Linked DNA regions of Homo sapiens: region 2 is linked to region 1. Evidence: read pairs that join two places in POLR2A ChIA-PET (ENCODE). Cell type or tissue: MCF 10A. All regions are shown on one strand. Links, peaks and the distances in the headings refer to the core of each region. The heading gives the core; the rest is flanking DNA.

The links. ChIA-PET counts read pairs that join two places held together with the same protein. Peaks named below come from ENCODE experiments on the same cell type or tissue, not always from the same donor. Only the 100,000 strongest peaks of a DNase experiment are listed, where the experiment ranks them.
Region 2: POLR2A ChIA-PET joins it to region 1 with 5 read pairs; 1 of 35 experiments calls an interaction of 5 or more read pairs at or near these places.

What each region holds. Positions count from the first base shown.
Region 1 is chr1:204,318,310-204,321,215 of GRCh38, reverse strand. The region is part of intron 1 of PLEKHA6 (pleckstrin homology domain containing A6); the gene reads left to right. Among named protein-coding and RNA genes, the nearest start is that of PLEKHA6, 40 kb to the left of the region's middle. In MCF 10A, for the core only: no CTCF peak of the experiment used is centred there; DNase peaks (open chromatin) are centred at 665, 1,535 and 1,955.
Region 2 is chr1:205,949,661-205,952,566 of GRCh38, reverse strand. The region is part of intron 2 of SLC26A9-AS1 (SLC26A9 and RAB7B antisense RNA 1); the gene reads right to left. Among named protein-coding and RNA genes, the nearest start is that of SLC26A9, 7.7 kb to the right of the region's middle. In MCF 10A, for the core only: no CTCF peak of the experiment used is centred there; DNase peaks (open chromatin) are centred at 1,206 and 2,066.

The DNA of each region.
Region 1 (2,906 bases), core at 206-2,705:
TCAGAATGAGAGTTCAGTGCCTTTGGCTTCCCCTGAGTGGTGCTTTATGTAGTGGACAGTCCTGGTGATGTTGCCTGACTCCCTCTACCATCCTTGTGGGCAGCCATGGCCTCTGGGTAACACTATTCCATATTCTGACCCGAAACAACAGCCTTGTCCATTTAAAGAGCCTAGTGTGATTGAGCCTGGACCTCCCCCTTCATCATCTGCCCCCTTCTTTGGCACAAAGGAGAAGCTACAAGATCCCTTGGAAATAGCCTCCTGCTTCATTTCCAGGTGCTGGGCTGCCTGGCATGTACCAGACTTGGCTTCAGAACATGTTTTTCAAAAGAGATCAGGCAGGCTTTGCAGAATGTAATGGCATTATTCTGGGTTTTTTGGGGGAAGGCTAAGAACCCCTCTCTCCCACTCCCCATTCTACACACACATACCCTAGAGATCGAGCTCCAAGAGTGCTGCAGGCCAGCCCAGTGTGCTGTGCGTACAGGAGGTCTCCACAGAGCACGTGGAGGGAGCAGTTGATGTATGAGCAATAGCCATGTGGGGAGAGATAGGGGACCCAGAACTTTCCAGAAAAGAAGGAGGAGCTGTGGGGCCCCACATGGGCTCAGCATAAACAGGGCTGACCGAAAGTTTCCCTATCTCTTTGCCCCAGGGAAATTCCAGAGAGAAGCCAAGTTGCTAAGTTATGGTTTCTAGTTGTTTCCCTGAGTCATGCAGGCACCAAGCCTTCTCAGAGCCCCTTCCTATAGAAGCCACTGCTCCTTCCCACCCACAGTCTCCTGGGGAGCTGAGCTGCGAGTATGGTGAATCCAGATGGAGGGCATGGCTCCTTCCTCAGGGCCCTGCTGGCACCAGCTCCCCACCTAAGAAGCACCCCCCATGCTCACCCCTACCTCGAGGGTTGGGAGTCAAGTGGAGGGGTCTACCCAGTGTACATTGCATGCCACCATCCTCCTAAATCCACTTCCATCACCCAAGACAGCACCGAGCCTCCATTAAATAGGTGGACATGGAGGCATGAAGGGGTGGTGGAGCATAGCATTCCCCCAGGGAAGAGGCAGCTGGTTCTTTGTTCCCTTCCTTATGGTGGGAAAGGAGAGAATAAGGATGATGGGGCAGCAGTGTCTTAAGTCTTGTGGCTTCCTGGCCCCTTGGTGGCTGAAAGGCCACTCTGCTACTAGTGCTCTCTAGTGATATCCCAGATGGACTCTAGTAGGGCAGCCTGTTCCACTCGTCCCTGTTAGAATTAGACCCGCAGAGGGTGGTGTACCATGATTCCATTGAACTGGTTTGAGATGACCATGAGCTCCTGGTACCCACTCACCCACTCTTCCTCCCTCCCTCCTCATCCCTGCCCGCCCTGTCCCTTTCTCCCTTCTCTCTTTCCTCCCTCTGTATGTCTCCCTTCTGTCCTCCCTTTCCTCCCTTTCTTCCCCAAATATTTATTGAGAAATGTTTATATGCCAGATACCAGGAATGCAAAGATGAGTAAGACACGGCCACTGCCCTCAAGGAACTCAGAGTGCTGTGGGGGAGGCAGACATGTAAACAAATGACTGCAATGCAGGACAACAGGCGTGACTCAGAAATACCTGCTTCTGACTTACAGACAAAGCGCACAGGAGGGAGGGACCACTCCTGTTGGGTGGGGACAGGGGATGTATGGGGACTAGAAGTGCCTACTAGCTCTAAAAGAAGCCCGCCTTAATGGGATCCTCCCTCGCTTATGTTCACACAGTTGTGACAATGAGTAAGTCTCTTAATGTCTCTTGATCTCAATTTCCTCAGTTTTTAAAAAAATAATGTATGTTTGGGGCTTATCACAGAATGAAAAGATATGAAAAGTCATGGGTTGTACCCAGTATGAGGAGATAGTTAGCCAGCTCTCATTTGTAAGGACAGTGAATAGGACACGGAATTTTGGAGGAAACAGTCTATAAGACTGACAGCCTGCTCCTCCTCCTGCTCCCAGTGTTATGAAATGTTCCATAGCACAGGAAAGGACTGTGGGCGCCTCACGGGGAAAGGAGAGTGATTCCACAGTTACAGCCCACTCCCGTCTTCTTTCTCCTCTTTCCTTCCCACCAGAAGTGTCCACTGGGTTGATGTGGCACAGGGTCAGTTCTAGAGATGAACCGAGTACCTTGTTTTTGGGGGACTTTGCATAGTTATCAAGATGGGAAGGAAGCAAGGGCAGACTGGGAGAGCTAGGGACCACAGGAACTTGGAGATGGAGATTACCTGATTTTCTGTTCTCCCATTTACTGGACCGGAAACCTTCCCTCTCTGCACTGCGGGCTCACTCATAGAGTGGCCTCTGGCAAGTCAGAGAATATTCCCCTCCTAACATCTCTGGACCATGGAGAAAATGAAACGAGACGTGCTCAGAAACAACCCGAGTCTTCCAGAATAAAGGGTATGGGAGAGATGTAATGTCATCTGGTCAGGTTTGTACTGTTCAAATTAAACGAGTACTTAATGCATTATATGCTATGAGCCTGTTAACCAAGTTTATTATCGCCAGCTATTGTAGTAGAAAGCTCTGGACTTTATATTGTGACCCTGGAGTTATTGTTTCCTGAATTCAAGCCACTTGAAAATTAAATTGCTTGAGGCGAGTGCCTATGAGGCCACACTTATGGAGCCACTTCTGTCACAGACAAGGCCACCTCCTCAGTGGCCAAAACTTCCGAGGGCCGGCCTTCCCCTGCTATGCAAGAAGTTGGCTGCAAAGTGAAACAGACGCTGTAGTCCAGTGGTTCCAAGTCCAGACTTGGGAAGCAGAGTTCAAATCCAGGCCCTGCTACTTCTTAGCTGTGTGGCAACTTAACTTCTCTCTGGTTCAGTTTCCTCACTTGTACAGCAGGGGTAATAATAGTACCTACCCTGCTGAATTGCATGTG
Region 2 (2,906 bases), core at 267-2,766, 1.6 Mb before region 1:
TCTTCTCACTCTAAGCAGGAGACAGAGGTGAGCCAAGCAGGAAGACTATGCCCTCATCCAATGAGGCTTAACTTATGCTGGGGCATTAATTACCAAGCTTCCATTGTTAAAGATGCACAGGGCTAGGTGACCTGGAAGACCCTATACTAGAATCCAGAGTCTGGGTAGGTCTGATGAGCTAGTGAATCAAAGGTCCTCCAGACCTCTATTTACAGGAAAGGAAGAGTCCCTGTGATCAAATCCCTTGGTGCAGAGAAGAACTCAGGAAATGGGCTTCTATGACCTCTTTCCCCAGCTAGGCCCTTGGGTTCCATCCAGCCCTTAGAGAGGGGGTTGGGGGGACGGTGCAGGACTACAGCAGAAGCAGAAAGAGCTGTTCTCACCAGGGACTTAATGAGACTCAGGACCCATGTGTGTGTTAAAGACTAATGTCCCATTATAAAGAGAACCTCAATACAGTAGATTACAGAATATAGGAGTTTTTCTCTTCTTGGGACACTAGTGAGTCTCAAAGTGAGCAGTCCTGGCTGCTGGCATTCTCAGCTTCCTGAGGTCATTCACAGGCCCAGGTTCCTTCCCCCTGTTGCTTTCCCACTTGCCAGGCCATTGTTATCATGCATAGTGAAATCTGGGTCCCCACCACATCTAGGCTCCAGCTGGCAGGAAGAGGAGAGGGCATGCAGGAAGCATGCCCAACAACTCAAGACCCAGACCTGTAAGTGGCCGGCCTCATTCTCCATTCCACAGTCCAGTGAAGACTCAGCCACATGGCCACACCTCATTACAAGGAAGGCTGGAAAGTAGAGTCCCACTTGGCCACCACGTGTCCTACCACAATGCAGTCTCTGACGGTGGATAGCTAGCAGTCTGCACCATAGCACCATCAGGGTTGGGACAACACAGTGTGACACAGATTGGAGAGATGCCACGACCCACACTTCTGCATGGTACATGATGTGGCAGCTGGTCATAGTGTGCCCTGAGATGCTGGGCCCTCAAGGGTTGGAGCTCCGGCACATGGCACCAGAGCAGGAGAGCAGAATTCTCAGGAGGGACCCTGTCTTCATGACCCATGGGCAAGAGACAGTAAGAACAAGTCTGGAGCAGAAGAGTCTACCCAGAGACACCCCAGAGACTCCCAAGCATAACCACGGCAAACTATAGCTGAGGAAGGACACGAGCTCTGAGTCAGAGGGAGGGGACACAAGCCAGCAAAATGTGGGTAAGTCGCAATCACATGAGCTCACCAGCTGGTGGGGTGTGGCTGCAACTGAAGCACATCTTTGGAACCCTTGGATCTCCAAAGAGCATAACTACAACCACAATAAATTATGGTTATTCTAATTGCCCAGGGGCAGGACTCAGGATGGGACGTTCAGTCAACAGGTAAGCACTCTTGTTAAAATGCTTAGTATGTTTTGGTCCGCAAAGGAGACAAAACAAGCAAACATCCCAAATCTTATGCTCCAGGAATGAAGCCTCCCATTAGAGCCAAATCCCTGACAACATGTGGTCAAGTATCTAACTGCAGTTACCACCTGAGAGTGCTGTGGGAGTGTGGGTACAACCAGAGCACACGGCAGTCATCAGGGAGATGTGGCTTTAGCTGAAGTGCTGAAGCCGAGGCAAGAAGGGAGAGCATTCCATCCAAGCTGGATGGGGAGAGGGCATAGAGAAAGGGCAGTGTTAGTGGGCTGGGCCCTCTGGGGCTGAGAAGTGTTAGACCTTGAGCTAAGTGCTTTTCATGCATTACTTTGTTTAATATTCCCAAAGTCACTCTGAGGTAGGTGCTGCTGGTACCCACATCTTGCAGATGAGGAGGCCAAGAGCTCAGGGAAGTTTATTAACTCACCCATAATCACACAGCTTGTTTCTGGGGGGGACAGAGCCAATCTCAGGACACTCCGGTTGCACACAGAGCCTGCACTCAGTCTCCTTGCCAGGGCCAGTGGGGGTGTCAGAACTTCTCAGGCAAACTTGCTCCTGCCCTTGGCAAACAGCCCCAGATGGTCACATCCCAGGCTGGCGAGTCCCTGCTGCCTCTGAGCTCCCTGCTCGGTGGAACAGCTCAAGTCCTGCCCGCAAGCTTGGCGTCCTGCCTGCCCCCGAAGATGTCTTCAGCAGGAATCACAGCCAATGAATGTACCAGCAGGACAAGACAAGCTAAATGCTCAAGAGGCTCCCAGGGAACAATGCGGCCCTCTGAGCAGGCCAGGCCAGAGCACAGTCCTGGAGGGCTGACAGGAATTAGCCCCAGCTGACCAAGAACCCACTCACTCGGTGACCTGTTTCCTGTACTCTGGGGGTGAAGGTACTTCTTGAGGGTTGGACCCCAGCGCCACTCAGCCAGCCTTTGTCACACCTACCTAGGGCCTGCCTGCTGTGCCGGGAGACCCAGAGAAATGGCCCCAGCTGAGGTCCCAGCAGGCCAGTCCCTGTTTTCCTCCTCTACCCTCACACTGGGCCCACTTTGCTCAGGGAATCCCATGCACAGTTCACACTTGACTCCAATCCCAGTTGGAGAGTGGAGTTTAGGCTGGTCAGGGCACCTGAGTGTGTCCCAGACTAAAGCCCTGGCTTGGTTCCAGTCTCCTTCCTAGGGTGGACATGCCCCTTCTCTAGGGCTGCAAGCCTATCCTTGACCCTGCTACCAGCTCCGCCTTAGCCCTCAGTGATCAGTTCTGGCAAGGTTGCTGGAAAGGGGGAGGGTAGAATCAGGGAACTAAGTACCCTGACCTTGGCAGGTAAAAAAACCCCACAGCAATAGGAGGTTTACTTTGCAGAGGGGTGCTGATAAATTTCTGGACTTGTCCCCCAAACTCTCATGGTAGACACATGCCCCTCCACACTCCCTTCCCTCCAATGTGAACTGGAGCAGCCCCTGCTACAAGACTCTGTTCTTGCAA